Linked DNA regions of Homo sapiens: region 2 is linked to region 1. A link is a contact called in ENCODE Hi-C data. All regions are on one chromosome and are shown on one strand. The core of a region is the stretch at or near the end of the contact, and the rest is flanking DNA. Distances in the headings are between cores, read along the strand shown. Region 1 overlaps PUDP (pseudouridine 5'-phosphatase). Region 2 holds the start of TBL1X (transducin beta like 1 X-linked).

Region 1 (7,710 bases), core at 1,802-4,301:
TGAATTTTGTGGGGAGAGCACTGTCAAGCCAGTACACCTCCACCCATACTTTCCTACTCCCAGCTCAGACTGCCACTGTTCAGGTTGCCCCAGGAGGGCCCTGAGCTGGGGCGCGGACTCAGTCAGTCGTGTTTGGCTGGAGTGTTCCATGAGGTTCAGCCAGTCTTGCCAGAGCCTTGCTCCTCTTCCAGCCCCTCAACCCAATTCCTTTCTCCTGTTTCCTTTCCTTCCACACTACCACACTGTCTTACGTCCAGGATATAGGTTAGTCACTCAATTCCATAAGCCGGATCCTGTGGTGCAAATTCCATAAGTGGCGATCCCTGATATTAGCTTTGAGTTGGTGCCGGGTCCCTAGTAAATTAGGACTGAAGATCTGCACACAGCCAAGGGCCCTCTCCCTAGCAGCAAGCACCTTTTCAAAAGAGCAGAATTCATTTGGAAGGCCTAGAAAAAGGAAGGAGGTGCTCTGCCAAAATCAATGATGTCTGAGAAAGAAGCATGCTCCCTAGAGCTTGGAGAAGATCAGAAGAGGGATAGCCTGAGGCATGGCTCTGCAGTAAATCATTAAGAGACGCCCACTCACAGTGGCTGTGGCTACCAGAGGTTTCCTGTGAGGGAACTAAAAAGCGCACAGTAGTGTTTGTAAGTGATGGTTCCATTTTAATAGATAAACATACAGAACTTATAAAAAATCAAGAATCTATATTAGCCAGATTTCCTAAATTAGTTAATATTTCTTTTAAATTTATACTTAAAGTCACAGTTTTTAAAACTATATATATGAATGTGAATACTATATGCTTTGGGGAATTTGACTTTGGTTATTTTCTAGTGTCAAGGATAAACACAGCCAGACAGTAGTTAAAGCGATCAGCACAGATTTTCTTCCATAATATACTATTGCAATAGAGAAAAGAGACCAATGTGAAACTGGGCTCAACATCAATTATCCCAGAGGTGACTGGGCATTTTAAAGGGAAATTCAGGGAGTAGGGAGGGGTCAGCAGGGGCTCAGCAGAGTTGGGGAAGTGAAAATTGCAGAAAGCAGGAAGAGGGTTTGGTCAGTGTGAAGCCATCTGGGTTTCACTGGTGCTGATAGAAGTCAGGCTCCTGCCCTTCCACAGAGGCTTGTCTGCAGGAGTGGCTGGAACCAACAATCAGTTATTTTGGCAGCCTTGAGTTTTCGTAGGCAAGTACTTTAAGGGGGCTAGAGTCATGTAGCGGTGTGACCTTGAGCTGTTGAACTTGTTCAAGTCTTTATAGGCCAGTGTGGGGGCCTTGTGGAGAAAAAGACTCAGAGCAGCCTGAGTAGAGTCTGGTCCAGGAGACACTTTTGTCACTGAGCATGACCAATCCATTTATCACAATGGTAGCAGCGTGTCCTCATGGAATTATGTTTCCTTCGATAAATCTTGAACAAGAAATAAATGCATCAGCATATGTTTTTAAAAGTTAAACAGATGTTAAACTTAAAGGAAGTTTGCTAAAATCCATTTCGTGGACCCCTTTGTAAATACCTGACCTACACAGCTTACCCCTTATGATTTAAAGTTAACTTGCATCCATTTTATGGAATCCCAGGTGCCTGTTTGACCTGCAGACATCTTTCTCCCTTCTTGGTCACTCTCTCAGGGCATCAGCTCTTCACACAGCAACAGCTTCCTGCATGTGGCCCCTGACTGTCCATTGATGACCGAAGGCTCGTGGACTTGCCAAGTTGCCCACGTAAAACCCAGGGTTCAGAGAGCGAGACAAGTCCTTGCATTGTGAAGTGCCAACAATTCTAGTATTCCAAAGCTCAGTGTTGTTCAGAACATGGTACCCTTGTGAGATCACGTGTGACATTTGTGAAGAACCTGGAACTGATGTTTCCTTAGGAAGCCTCGCAACAGTAAGTGCTTTCAGCTCGCTCAAGGAACTTCAAGTAGGCAAGAAATAAGAATGGAAACCCTGCATTACTCCATCAGATCTTGAAAGTTTTCTCTTGGATAAATGTGCCTGTCAATCACATCGAATCTTATCCCCTGCCTCCATGTGCTATACCACAACAGCGACGTCTGCTGGACCGTGTGTGCTCTCTGGGTACACATTTTCCAGGAGGCAGCATCTTATTAGAGAGTAACAGGTCTGTCTTGTGTAAAGGAGAATGCTAACCGCTTCATGAGAAGGCTCCCCACCATGAACTCGGATAACCGGATGCTATTTTTTTAACTTATTTATTTTTTAATTGACAAATAGAAATCGTATATAGTTATCACACACAACGTGTTTTGAAGTATGTATACATTGTGGAGTGGCTGCGTCAAGGTAATGAACACATGCATCATCTCACTTTCTCATCATGTTTTGTGGGGAGAACACTTAAAATCTAGAATCTGAGTGATTTTCACATAGCCAAATGTTATTTTTAATGACCTTTGCCTTAATTGTCCATTCAATATCGGTCATAGATATTTATTGAGGGCCCAGCATGTGCCAGCCAAGCGTGGCCTCCTAATTGGAAACACAAACCCTGAGAAACTCTGAGCATTGTTGTGTAGTGCAGGGGCCATCCTCACACCCCCACAGCCAGCATTCAGCTTGCTTCATAAGCCATGGATGGAGTCAAAGGAAAACTAGCTCACCTTCCCACTATGTATCTGAAATCACTTTCTATTCCATGCTGCACACATGTACTGCAAGGAAAAGGAATGATTCCTGCCCCCACCACTGCCTTCCATTCCTAAGAACAGAGAGGATGGAGTACGAGGATGAGGAAAACAGACGGCAGGAAATAAGCAGTTTATTCACTGGATGTCTGCATGGGGTCTTGGGAGTGCAGAGGTTGTGACTCATTCTTGAGTGGAAGTTTCTAACCACATACATACAACCGCAATAACTGCAGCCAGCTGCTGGAGGTGTTGTGGTGAATCCCAGCGGGTTACAAGGGTGTGAGAAGCCTGGTAAAGTTTCCAGGAAGTGAAAGCACATGAGCTATGTCTTCACCCGCAAAGATGCAGGTAACAGCTCAGATTCTGAGTCTTAGGAAGAGGATGGAGGCCGGAGGGTGACAGGGTTTCTCTGTAGTCCTCAGGAAGTGAAACTGCCTCACAGGAAATAAAGCAATATCAATCAGGCAGTTTCTTTCTGTGTATATTTGAATATTGTCAATGTTTTAAAAATCACGACGTATTTCTTTTTTTTTCCTTCTTTTTTTTTTTGTTGTTGTTGTTGTTGAGACAGTCTTTCTCTGTCGAGTGCAGTGGTGTGATCTCGGCTGACTGCAACCTCCGTCTCTTGAGTTCCAGTGATTCTCCTGCCTCAGCCTCTCGAGTAGCTGGGATTACAAGCATGTGCCTCCACGCCTGGCTAATTTTTGTGTTTTTAGTAGAGATGGGATTTCACCATGTTGGTCAGGCTGGTCTGCAACTCCTGACCTCAAGTAATCCGCCCACCTCGGCCTCCCAAAGTGCTGAGATTGTAGGCATGAGCCACCATGCCCAGCCAAACCGGACATATTTCTAAGGAACGAGAAAGAGCAGCCGTCTGTCCACCACCTGCCCCCCACAACTGTCTTGAACCGCATCCCAGACAGCTTGGTGTCGTAGCTGACATTGCCTGTGTCGGCCCTCCTCTCCTGATTTATTTTAATCCTCATATGTTCTTTCTTCTTCTGGGAATTGTTCTTTTCTAGCATTCTGTTTTTGTTTTAAGGACTCAGTAACTTATATGTCTTCATGAATACTAATTATTATCATGACTGTTGCTTCCTCGCCCACTTTTCTCTGGATTGTCATTTTTTTCTGGCAGATTCCTGTCTTCTGCCTGTTTGAGTCTTCTTCCACAAACACCTGGCAGTGTCTGTTCTGCTCATTCACATTCAAGAACAGAGCACCTGTGTGTTCATTTCCTGGGGCTGCTGCCACAAGATACTGAAAACTCAGCAACTTCTAATAACAGAAGTTGACTGTCTCCCAGTTCTGGAGACTGGAAGTCTGAAATCAAGGTGTCTCAGGGCCACACTCCCTCTGTAGGCTCTAGGGGAGGATCCTTCCTGCCTTTCCCAGCTCCTGGGGGCTCTAGGCATCCCTGGGCTTGTGGCCACATCACTTCAGTCTCTGCCTCCGTTTCCACGTGGCAAAGTGAGCTCATCTCAAGATTTTTAACTTAATTACATCTCCAAAGACCCTTTTTCTAAACAAGACAGAAGTACCATGGGTGAGGACTTCTGTTTGGGGGCTACCGTTCAACCCACTGCTCTCAGTCACACAAAGCTTTTGAAGCATAACACCTGCTGTTCAGGCAGTTGCAAAAGTAGCCCCTAAGAAAGACAGCATGCCAAAGCACCTTCCCCATGGTGGGGTGGGGTGACGGGCCAGGCACCCTTAGGATGCCCATGCAGGAAGTGGAGGCTCAGCAGAATCCCACAGGTGTGTCTGGTCCTGGGATAGCATCAGCGTCTTCTCACAGGTAGCCAGGTGGCATCCATCAGCTGACCACATCGTCTGCCCCAGTGGCACGGGCTGTCTTCCATGTCTCACTTCATAGAGCTCTTCTAGACTGAGGCCCAGGACATGGTTCTCGGCACACAGCGTTAATGACATGCACGGCCCTCTAAGCGGTTCCCTCTCCCACTTTGCGTTGTCAACCCCCGGTACCCCCCACTTGATTCTGTTGCTCACTGCAGGTCTTAGGTAGTACAGAGAATGTTCAGGCTTGTAGGGTTCTGATGGCCAGATCACCCAACAAAAGAATGCCACGAACACCTGAGACCGCGCGGCAGCTGCCTGTCTTCTGCCTCTTTCCTTTGTTTAATCCTGTTTAATTGCACATCCCTGTTCTCACCCACCTTGGGTCTCTAGGATGGAGGAAAGCAGGAGCGTTTCTTCCCACTCACAGTGCTGATTCTCCACATTCCCCAGTTCTTCCCCTGGAGATGTGTCCTGTGAGCTGATTGTTTGGAGCAACAGATACCTAGATATCTGTCTCTCTGCCCTTCCTGTAAACCCACGGAAGCACACCAAATTCTAGGAGCTGGGAACTGGAGTTCATTTATACACATAATTAACCAGCTTCTCCCTAGAACAGAACTCCATTTGCATTTTTTCGTCTTTTACTTCTCAGGGAAAGCCACTGAGTGAGACAAAGTTTGTGTGCACTCTTTAAAAGATGAAAAACTTTGTGAAGGCATCAGGCAGTTTTGAATCAGGTGATTAGGATCGTTCATTCCTGATGATACACTGGAGCTATATCTGATGATAACGACACTACCTAACATTTATCTGGGGCTTCCTCACCCATGTCATTTTCCAGGCATTGTTCTTCTTGTGAATTAATTCCATGAGGAACGTTAATCATTGCTCTTTGACAGATGACAAAATTGAGGCCCAAAGAGGGCGTATAATTGACGGATGTCCCGTAATCTCTGACTGTGGTCATAGTCTTGTCTTGGCTTTCATCTTCATAGGAGTCCCAAGCATTTTGGAGATCTCAGTATGTTGTGGTGGTGTAAAGCAGTCGTCCAAAACCGTTTTTGATTCATTCTCCATCAATAAGAATGTTGAGCTGCATTCCAGTCTAGACACATTGGTGTGTGTTTGTTTATCTACTCCACCTTAGAAATAATTCACAGCAATAGAAATGCAAGAAGGATAAGCTAAAATAAAATAATCGGCCGGGTACAGTGGCTCACATCTCTAAGCCCAGGGCTTTGAGAGGCCGAGGCAAGAGGATTACTTGAAGCAGAACTTCAAGACTAGCTTAGCTAACATAGGGAGACCCTGTCTCTACAAAACATAAAAAAATTTACCAGGCATGGTGACATGCACCTGTAGTCCCAGCTATTCGGGAGGCTGAGGCTGGAGAATCGTTTTGAGCCCAGGAGGTCAAGGCTGCTATGATTGTTTGACTCTGCTCCAGCCTGGGTCACAGAGCAAGATCCTGTCTCAAAACAATAATAATAAAATAATCTGTTTAAGTTTTTAAAATTAATAGCACCAAAGTACTTTAAGAAAATTTTTATACAGTGTGTTTTACAGAGCCATGTGTTTAAGTGTGCTCCATTTTTTAAAATATTGGTTTAAAATTGTGTGATCTAGCAATTTAAAAATCTTGTTTTAAATTCAGATTGTTTTGATACTCAGCTTTAATCACTGTTTATATCCAGACAGAAGTTCATGATTGGCTAATTTTTTTTTTTTTTTTTTGAGATGGAGTCTGGCTCTGTCACCCAGGCTGGAGTGCAGTGGCGCTATGTCGGCTCACTGCAACCTCCACTTCCTAGGTTCAAGCGATTCTCCTGCCTCTGCCTCCCAAGTAACGGGTTACAGGACGCACTGCCACACGTGACTGTCTCTTTTTTAAAAAAATTAGAGCCTTTTATCTCATCCATCAGTTAGGTTAAGGTTTAAATTGAAATTTAGCTAATAAATATAGTCCTCTGTGATACTAATCAGTGGTTGTTGCAAACTAATGAAATAGTGTGGCATTTTAGTATTTTTAACTAATGGATTCAAGTTCTGTAGAAGCTCTTTAGGTGGAGTACTTCTACACTGATTGAATATTGTTTTTATGCGTGGAGGTATGTGTATGTATGTTCATGAGATCTGTCGTTTTCTTGTCTGGCTTTTGTCTGGTTTTGGGATCAGGGAAGTGCTGATGTAAAATGTAAAATGAGTTGAGAGGTGTTCCCTCCAATTTCCTGAAAAGTCTGTTTAGAATTGGCATCCTTTTTTTCTTGGGAAGTTGGTAAATTTACCAGCAAGGCCATTTGATCCTAGATGTGGGAAGGAGGTTTTTAATTACAAATTCAATTCCTTTCATAGGCAGAAGGCTATTCAGGTTATTTGTGTCTTCTTGAGGGAGTTTTATATCTTTCAAAGAATTATCTCATTTCATCTAAATGGTCAAATGTGTTGCCATTAATCCTATAATAATTAAGTTTTTATCATTTTATCGATGTTAGAATCTGTAGTGATGTCTGTCCCCTCTTTCCCTGCTAATGTTAGTACATTTGGATCTTCTTTATTTTTTTGATCAGTTTAGCTAGGAGTCTACTAATTTAATTGCTCTTCTCAAACAACTCGCTTTTGATTTAGTTGGTTTTCTGTATTCTACTTTTATTTCATTGATTTTCTCTCTCATGTTTATTATTTCCTTCCTTTTATTTGTTTTGGGTTTAATTTGCTCTTTTCCTTCACTTTCTTAAGGTAAAAGCTTAAATCATTGAACTTCTTTCTTTCAGGTTTTCAATGTGGCAACTTAGATCACTTATTTGAGACCTTATTATTTAACATATCACTCAATGCCATCAGTTTTCATCGAAGCAATGTTTTAGCCACATCCCAGAAATTTTGGTAGTTTTTAGTTCTCTACAAAATATTACCTAGTTTCCCTTTGTGATTTCATCTTTGACCCATGTCTTACATAGAAGTGTAACATCCAAATATTTGTGATTTTCCACATTCCTATTATTAATGTCTATTTTAATTCTACCATCGTTAGATAAGGTATTCTGTATGATTTTAAGTATTTTATAATTTTTGAGAATAGTTTTATCCTTATAATAGGATATTTCTTGTTGAATGTTCCACGTGCACTTAAAAATAATGTGGTTTCTGCTGTTGTTGGGAGAAGTATTACATAAACGTCAATTAGGTCAGGTTGCTTGACAGTGGTTCTGAAGTCTGCTGTGTCCTTACTTCTTTTCTGTCTACTTGTTTTATCAAT
Region 2 (7,710 bases), core at 1,470-3,969, 2.4 Mb before region 1:
CCAGTCTGGCCAGCATGGTCCATGTGGTCGAGCCCCACAGAAAGTGAGGGCGGGAGTGGAGGGGGCAAGACCGGAGGTAAAAACTCGAGTCCAGTCTCCGGCTAACTAAAAATAGTTATGGGGGAAAAAAGTTTATCTTTCCAACTAAAAAAAAAAAAGTGTTTACAATATGCCTTTAGTGTTGCTTCCTGGGTGGAACTGATTTTTCAATGCATGTGGTAGTGAAAGATTAACAACTTCTCGGATGTAGCATATTAGGTTTTTTTGCTTTTCCTAAGGGAGGAAAAAAAGCAAATCCAAGGCATCAGGAAAGCAGTGGGAGGATGGTCCTGCCTCGCTGGGCAGAGAAGCTGTGCTGATCAGCTAAGCCAGGAGGCCCACAGGGCACTGCTGCGGGGCAGAGCACCGGAATCTGGACGCCCTGCAGAAAACTGGGAGGGGGCCGGACCCAGGTTCTAGCGGAGGTGTGCTCCTATCCAGCAGGAGTAGATCGGATAATCTGAATTCCTGACCCTCGGGACCTGCTGGAGATGGCCTCCCTCTGCAGGGACCATTTTCCCGCCTCTGTTCGTCACCTTAAAAGGTGAAAAAAAATCTTCTAACTAAGATGATGTTGTACAGAACCAGTGGTACTGATATAATTGATGGGAAAACTCCAGAAATTGAAACATTCACTTCTAAGTATGTCTACAATAAAGTTATTTTTGCAAACTGTTTCCTCTTTAAAACCACTGACAGAGAGAAGTTCTCTGAGGTAAAGGGGCAAAATGCCTGAGAGTTGGGGAGCGAGGGTGGCAGCACTACACCACAAATCTCCATATTTGCCCTACAGGTGTGTGTTCTACTAAGGGCTGGAATCGCCTTAAGGGCCGGTGATCCAGTGATGAACAACTTTTGTTGTTTGCATTAGTTACCCAGCTTGGTGGCTTTCCACAAAAATGTGCAGCACATTTGAGACAGGACTACCCTTTAAAATAAACGCGTCATACTCAACGTTCTTCTGTATTTTATTTTTCCTAATTACATCTTTTCTAGGAAGGACTTGTAAACTTTTCATAAAATCGTCAAGTGCCACTTCCAACACCAAAGCCACTGCCTGGAACCTTAGCAGGGAGGTTGCCTTCCTTCCCCCTCGCCTTCCAGGTTAAACCAGGGACTGGGCGATGTTTCAGGAGAGGAAAACATCCAAAAGGCAGGTCAAACCACACATGACAATGCAAAGCAGAAACAGTTGCAAATACAATAGAGGGTAGGTTTTTGTTTCTTTTTAGGTTTTGCTCCAGAACATCACTGACTCGAGAATAAACGTCAGTCCCTACCTTTGTGGAACGTCCAACGCAGCTGGCTGGGGGAACACGAGGCCTTGCAGGGAGCGAGCCCCGGCCCCGGTCTGACGGAACACAGGCGACGCACGTGAAGTCCAGGCCCTATCCCAGCGCAGGCGGGCCTCCAGCGACCCACAGTTGTCACATATCCGGCCAGCGCCGACTCCCGAAGGCGCACTCCCCATACTCCACTCCGAGCACCGGTCCCATCGTTAGGGAAGGTCCCCCTGGATAGCAAGGCCGGGGCCCAGGATCTGCGAGACCCACCCCACCCGCCCCGTCAGAGCCCAGGAGCAGCAACAGGTCTGCGCTCTCCCCGGGCGGCGCTCTGCAGACCCTCGACGGGCCAAGGGTGCCCCCAGCCCAGCCGTGCGCTCAGGCCGGGGAGATGGGCGGAGGACTGGGGCTCCCGACTTCCTTGACAGTTTCTGCGCGTCAGAAACTGAGCAGACACGGGGCCCGCGCCACCTCGCCCGCCGCTTGCCCCACTCCGCGAGGCTGCGCTTCCACCCGGGTCCGGGAGGGCCGGCCCGCGTCCCGGGTATGAATGGGGCTCTTCTCCCCAACAGCGGGGAAATCCCGCCACCGCCCTCCACCCCGGTCCCCGGAGCCCGCGGTGGCGCAGGTTTGCCCAGCAAGCCCCTGAATCGGCAGACAAAGGGGCACCGGAGGAAAAGCCGAGCGCTTCCCTAAACTTACCGGCCACTTCCCCCTCCCCAAAACAAAGGAGCCCCCCGCCGACCTCCGTCTCTCCCCGCAAGGCGCGCCGGCACTTCGGGGAGCGGCCACCTCGGGGTATTGTTCAGGCTCCTGGGAGCGCGCCGCACCCCAGTCCGAGCGCCGCGGGGACAGTTGGCGACCTGCACCTACAGGAGTTCCAGGGGCGGGTGGAGCGTTCGGGCGCCCCGAGCCGCCGGCCGGACCCTGGAGGGTCAGCGCGGGACCCGCCTCCCCGCAGAAGTTTGCGGACCCCGCGCCCGGCCCGCCGAGCCCTGCGCACTCACCTCGTCGCGAGCAGCGCAACTTGTGGCGGCGCCGCGCGCCCGGCCGCGCTCCGAACCTCCCTCCAGCCGGCAGCCTCCGAGTCCCGGCCGTGCGGCGGCCGAAGAGGGCCCGGCGCCCCGGAGCAGCCGCGCGCCGCCCCCGGGCCGCCCCCGCCCCGCCGCCGCCGAGTCCCGGAGAGAGCGCGGGCGCTGGAAAGTTTCGGTGGCGAATGGCGGCCTGAGGGCGCTGCGGCGGCGGCGGGGCGGGGGCGCTGGCGGCTCCTCGCTCCCAAGCGCGGAGTGGGGGCGCTGAGGCGGGCGCGGCGGCGGCGGCGGCGGCAGCGGGAGAGGGCGGGACAGCGGGAGGGACTGGCACGGACAGTGACCTCCACGGGGAGCTGCCGCGAGCGCGCGGACCCCAGCCAGGAGGACCGCCAGGGGTCCGCCCCCGCCGCCGGCCCCTCCCTCACGGCCGTGGGAGGGGACCCGGCGTACCACCCGGCCCCGCCCCTGCGCCCCGGGGGAGCCGCGTCCCGAACCAGCCCCTCCCCTACGAGGGTAGGGACTCCGGCCCTGCCCCTCCCCCGCGGCTCCTAGTGGGGACCCGCGTCCCAACCCAGCCCCTGTCCCACGGTCGGGGGACCAGCGTCCCTACCAAGCCCGCCCCGCTCCCCCACGCCTAGGGTGGGTGAGGGGAACCCGGGCCTCTCCCTAGTTGCTCTGGTCCCGGTCCCTTCCCCGTGGCCTCCGTGGGACTGAGAGGACCCCAGGGCTACCCCCATCACATCCCAAACCCAGCCTTTCCACGACTGCCTCGAGGGGACGGGAACCTCGGCCACCCCCTCAGTTTCTAGGGGGCAGGGGAACCTCGATCACTGCTAAAGTGTTACCCTCCCCCACCCCAAAAAGGAAGCCACCCGGCTGCCCCAACAGAACCCCCTGCCACCTGCCCGATGGTGAATCTCCCTCAAAATCGGCGTCTTAGAAGACACCCCAGTAGTCTTTACCCCAGCTCAAAAAGTGGGGGTTCCGGCGGAGCCTCGACCTTTGCAAAACACCTCCCAAGAAGAGCCAGAAATGCTTAGGGACAAACTCAGACACACAGGCATAGGCGCCAGGAACTCGGGTGTGGGGGCTGAGGAGGTTGGGGGGACCTGGGCACTCGGGCCTCATCACTCCCACCCCAACCCCCCAGGCATCAGCCCTCTGGCCCTTGCAAAGTGCTTTATGTTGCAATGGCTTACACGGCCTGGCCCCGGTGTACCTAAGTCCCCAGCGCTCCTTCCTCCCCTCCACGTAGGCTACTCCCAACCACTCGCAGCCTTAATTCAGTTAAACAGATCTCCACTCCCCCTCCCCAGCACCTCTGGGGTCAGCCTCGTTGAATATTTTTCAAATATTCTTGCCCCTTCCTTTACTATATAATGAGCTTCGTGCTAAGAGCCCGGTACACTCAGCAATCTAAACTATAACCTCACTTGCTCTTCCTCGAACTCTAGACCATTTGTTGTTCTGGTTGTAGGGGGAGGGGGACCTAAGGTGAGGTTTTTGTTTTTTTGTTTTTGTTTTTGTTTTTCTGAGGAGTCTCGCTCTGTCGCCCAAGCTGGAGTGCAGTGGCGCGCTGTCGGCTCATTGCAACCTCCACCACCCTGGTTCAAGCAATTCCCCTGCCTCAGCCTCCCGAGTAGCTGGGATTACAGGCGCATGCCACCACGCCCAGCTAATTTTTTTTGTATTTTTAGTAGAGACGGGGTTTCACCATATTGGCCAGACTGGTCTGAACTCCTGACCTCAGGCAATCCGCCGGCCTCGGCCTCCCAAAGTGCTGGGATTACAGGCGTGAGCCACCGTGCCCGGCCGGAGGTGAGTTTTTAAGAGGCCGGTCCTCCACCAAAACGGCGGACCTCAAAATTACCCTGCAAAATATTGCTGTAAAACGTCAATGATGCAAAACGACTGTTGCTACACCATCATTAGAGGACATCAATAAAAAAATACACACTTACACAGTCTCCATAATTGTGAATCAGCAGAATAGATTGTGTCTTATTATGTATCAGTTGCCATTCAAGGCCCCCCAGAAGGACATGGTGGGGCCTTCCCTTGAGCCTGCCCTTCGTTGCTCCTGGGCTCCCTGGGCTTGTGCAGACTGATGCTGAGGTATTACATGCAATAGAAAAACGAAGGGTGCAATAGAAAACCCGAACGAGCTCATGATGCAACCCTGCCCTGGCTACACGTGCTTCCCTTCCCCCACCGCCTGCTGGTGGGAGTGCTGCGTTTTTTCCGCCTGTAGGGTCACATTGTGGTTGATTGATTCTCCTTTCGCCTTGCTCAGTCATTCAGATTTGGAAAGTAAATAACAAGTTGACATCATTACAGCTCTGGGCTTTACGCGGACGCAGCCCTCGGCTACCGCACACTCTGGAGTAGCTGCGCAGCCAACCAGCCTCCTAGCTTGCCAGACCTGCTTGTGGTTAGCAGTTGGAAATTCCAAGCTAAACTTGGTTAAAAGGCCTCTTTGTGTGTTTTGATTACTTGGCAGATGCCAGTCTTTTAAAGTATGGGAAAGTGGTGGAAATCCTCACTTTCAAACTGGAGCCCAGTGTGGCCAGGATTTACAGCTGAGCTCCTGTAATTGACAATGCAAAAGAGCTGAGAATTCATCTTGACTGTTTGACAATATCCCCATAATCCCACCACCCTTATTACCCGTAAAGAGTCAATATCTTTTATCATAGACTCACAGGACCCCAAAGGACACTGTAAGACCTAAGACAGGAAGAGAGACCGCCTACATTTATCGTGAAATCACCAAAATTCCTCTTTTTGAAATACTAGATGGACTGTAGGTGGGTGATAATTAGACTGTGTTATTTAATCTGTTTCAACGATTTTTCAAATGTGCAGTCCTATAAGGTGGGAGAAAACAAGGAAATAAAGTAGAGCGGCAAGGAGGTAGTGTATTCTGAGAAAGCTAAAGGATAACAGGGCGAGGGGTCCACAGTGATTTACACAGAAACCCACTGCACTAGCCATGTGCGTGTGTGCGCGTGTGTGTGTTGCAAACACTTATTTTCAGTTATTGACTGGAGGGAGGGGAAAACAAGAATCTGCTTGCAACAAATACTACCAGCATTCCCCATAAACAGTACCCAAAATTTTAATTAAAAGGCAGTAGGAATTCACACAAATATACTTAACTAATCTTTCACAAAGGAGCAAAGGCAATTCATCCTTTTTAACAAGTGGTGCTGGAACAACTGGACACCCATATGCCAAAAAAAAAAAAAAAACTAGGCTTTTTATCTTTCACAAAAATTAACTTAAAATAGAACATACCCCCAAATGTAAAAGGCAAAACTATAAAAACTCTTAGAAGATAACATAGAAAATCTAGATGACCTTGGGTTTGGTAATGACTGTGTAGCTAGAACACCAAAAGCATGATGCGTAAAAGAAAAAAAAATTGGTAAGTTGGGCATCACTAAAATTTGAAAAGTCTACAAAAGACACTGTTAAGAGAATGAGAAGACAAGTCACAGAATGGGAGGAAATATTTGCAAATTCCATATCTGATTAAGGATTGTATTTGAAATATGCAGGCCAGCATAGTGGCTCACACCTGTTGAGGCTGCTGTGAGCTGTGATCTCACCACTGCACTCCAGCCTGGGCGACAGAGAAGACCTTGTCTCTAATTTTTTTTTAGAGTGTGTGTGTGTGTGTGTGTGTGTGTGTGTGTGTGCGTGTACAGATATATGTACATATGTGTATATGTATGTGTATATATATATACATATTTCTTAAAACTCCACGATGAGAAAATAAACAACTGAATCAAAGAGCAAACGATCAGAAAAAAACTCATCAAAGAGATATACAGATGGCAAGTAAGCATATGAAAAGATGCTGAACATCATATATCATTAGGGAATTGCAAGTTAAAGTAACAATGAGATACTACTACATACATTAGAATGGCTAAAATCCAGAAAACTGACAATCCCAGATGCTGACAGGATGCAGAACAACAGCAACTCTCATTTGTTGCTAATGGGAATGCACAATTGTACAGCTACTTCAGAAGACAGTTCGGCAATTTCCTACAAAGCCAAACAGAGTCTTACCATACAGTCAGCCGTTGTGCCCCTAGGTATTTACCTAACTAAGCTGAAAACTTACGTGCTCCAAAAACCTGCACACAGAGGTTTATGGCACCTTTACTCGTAATCACCAAACACTGGAAGCAACCAAAGTATCCTTCACTGGGCGAATGGATAAACAAACTGTGGCTCACCCGCATAATGGAATATTACTCAGCACTACAAAGAAATGGGTTATCAAGCCCCCAAAACACACAAAGGAACCTTAAATGCCTATTGCTAAGTGAAAGAAGCCAGTCTGAAAAGGCCATATACTGTATGATTCCAACCATATGACATTCTGGAAAAGGGGAAACAGATAAGACAACAATAAGATCAGTGGTTGCCAGGGGTTCAAGGAGGAAGAAGGGATGAATGGGTGGAACACAGTGGGTTTTTACAGTGGTGAAACTATTCTGTGTAATACTATGATGGTGGATACACGTTATTATACATATAAGTGTGTGTGTGTATATATATTTGTCAAAATTCACAAAATGTACAACACAAAGAGGAAACCCTCATGTAACTATGGACTTTAATTAATAATAATATATGAATACTGGCTCCTTAGTTGTTACAAATGTACCACACTAACTTAAGATGTTAATAACACTGGAAGCTGGGGAGAGAAACATGTAACTCTGCACTATCGGCTCAGTTGTTCTGCAAATCTAAAGCTCTTCTTAAAAAAAAGCCTATTATTTATTTTTTTTTAAAAAAGAAACACTGTGCCAAATGCTGTGGCTCACACCTGTAATCCTAGCATTTTGGAAGGCTGAGGCAGGAGAATCACTTGAGCCCAGGAGTTCAAGACCGGCTTGGACAACACAGTGAGATCCCATCTCTACAAAAAACAAAAATAAAAAAATTAGCTGGGTATGGTGATCTGAGCTTGTAGTCCCAGCTACTTACTTGGGAGGCTGAGGCAGGAGGAACAGTTGAGCCTAGGAGTTCAAGGCTGCAGTGAGCTATAACCGTGCCACTGCACTCCAGCCTAGGTGACAGAGCAAGACTCTGTCTCTTAAAAAAGAAAGAAAGAAAGAAAGAAAGAAAACAAAAGAAAAAGAAAAAAGACAGGAGGAAGAGATATTGAACTTCTCATGACTTACTGCCTGGTTTTCACTGACTTTAGTGTCTAATTTTCCCCAGGCCCATCTAATTTTCAAAGACTCTTGACACATGGGCCAATACTTGCTTCCATGACTGGCCTAGTCAGAAATCCCTGATCTTCCAAGGATTGACCCAAATTCCTGGGA

What was found. A loop is a pair of places that touch in the nucleus more often than their neighbours do. Pooled maps may share reads with other maps.
Region 2: a loop to region 1 is called in a pooled map, with 11 times the contacts of the local background. The contact joins the promoter of TBL1X here to the enhancer-like site in region 1. A Hi-C loop is called at or near these places in 6 of 50 pooled maps.

What each region holds. Positions count from the first base shown.
Region 1 is chrX:7,079,397-7,087,106 of GRCh38, reverse strand. All of the region lies in intron 2 of PUDP (pseudouridine 5'-phosphatase), which reads left to right. Among named protein-coding and RNA genes, the nearest start is that of STS, 64 kb to the left of the region's middle. RefSeq lists enhancers at 3,778-3,847, 3,967-4,467, 4,468-4,968. Within about 2 kb of position 3,051, at least 9 of the 41 ENCODE cell types and tissues checked have a DNase peak (open chromatin) inside an H3K27ac peak, as active enhancers do.
Region 2 is chrX:9,460,067-9,467,776 of GRCh38, reverse strand. It overlaps TBL1X (transducin beta like 1 X-linked), which reads right to left and starts at 2,719. Exons shown (of 18, transcript NM_005647.4): 1 at 2,330-2,719. RefSeq lists silencers at 1,744-1,893, 2,194-2,333, 2,454-3,033 and enhancers at 3,264-3,463, 3,291-4,119, 4,494-4,788.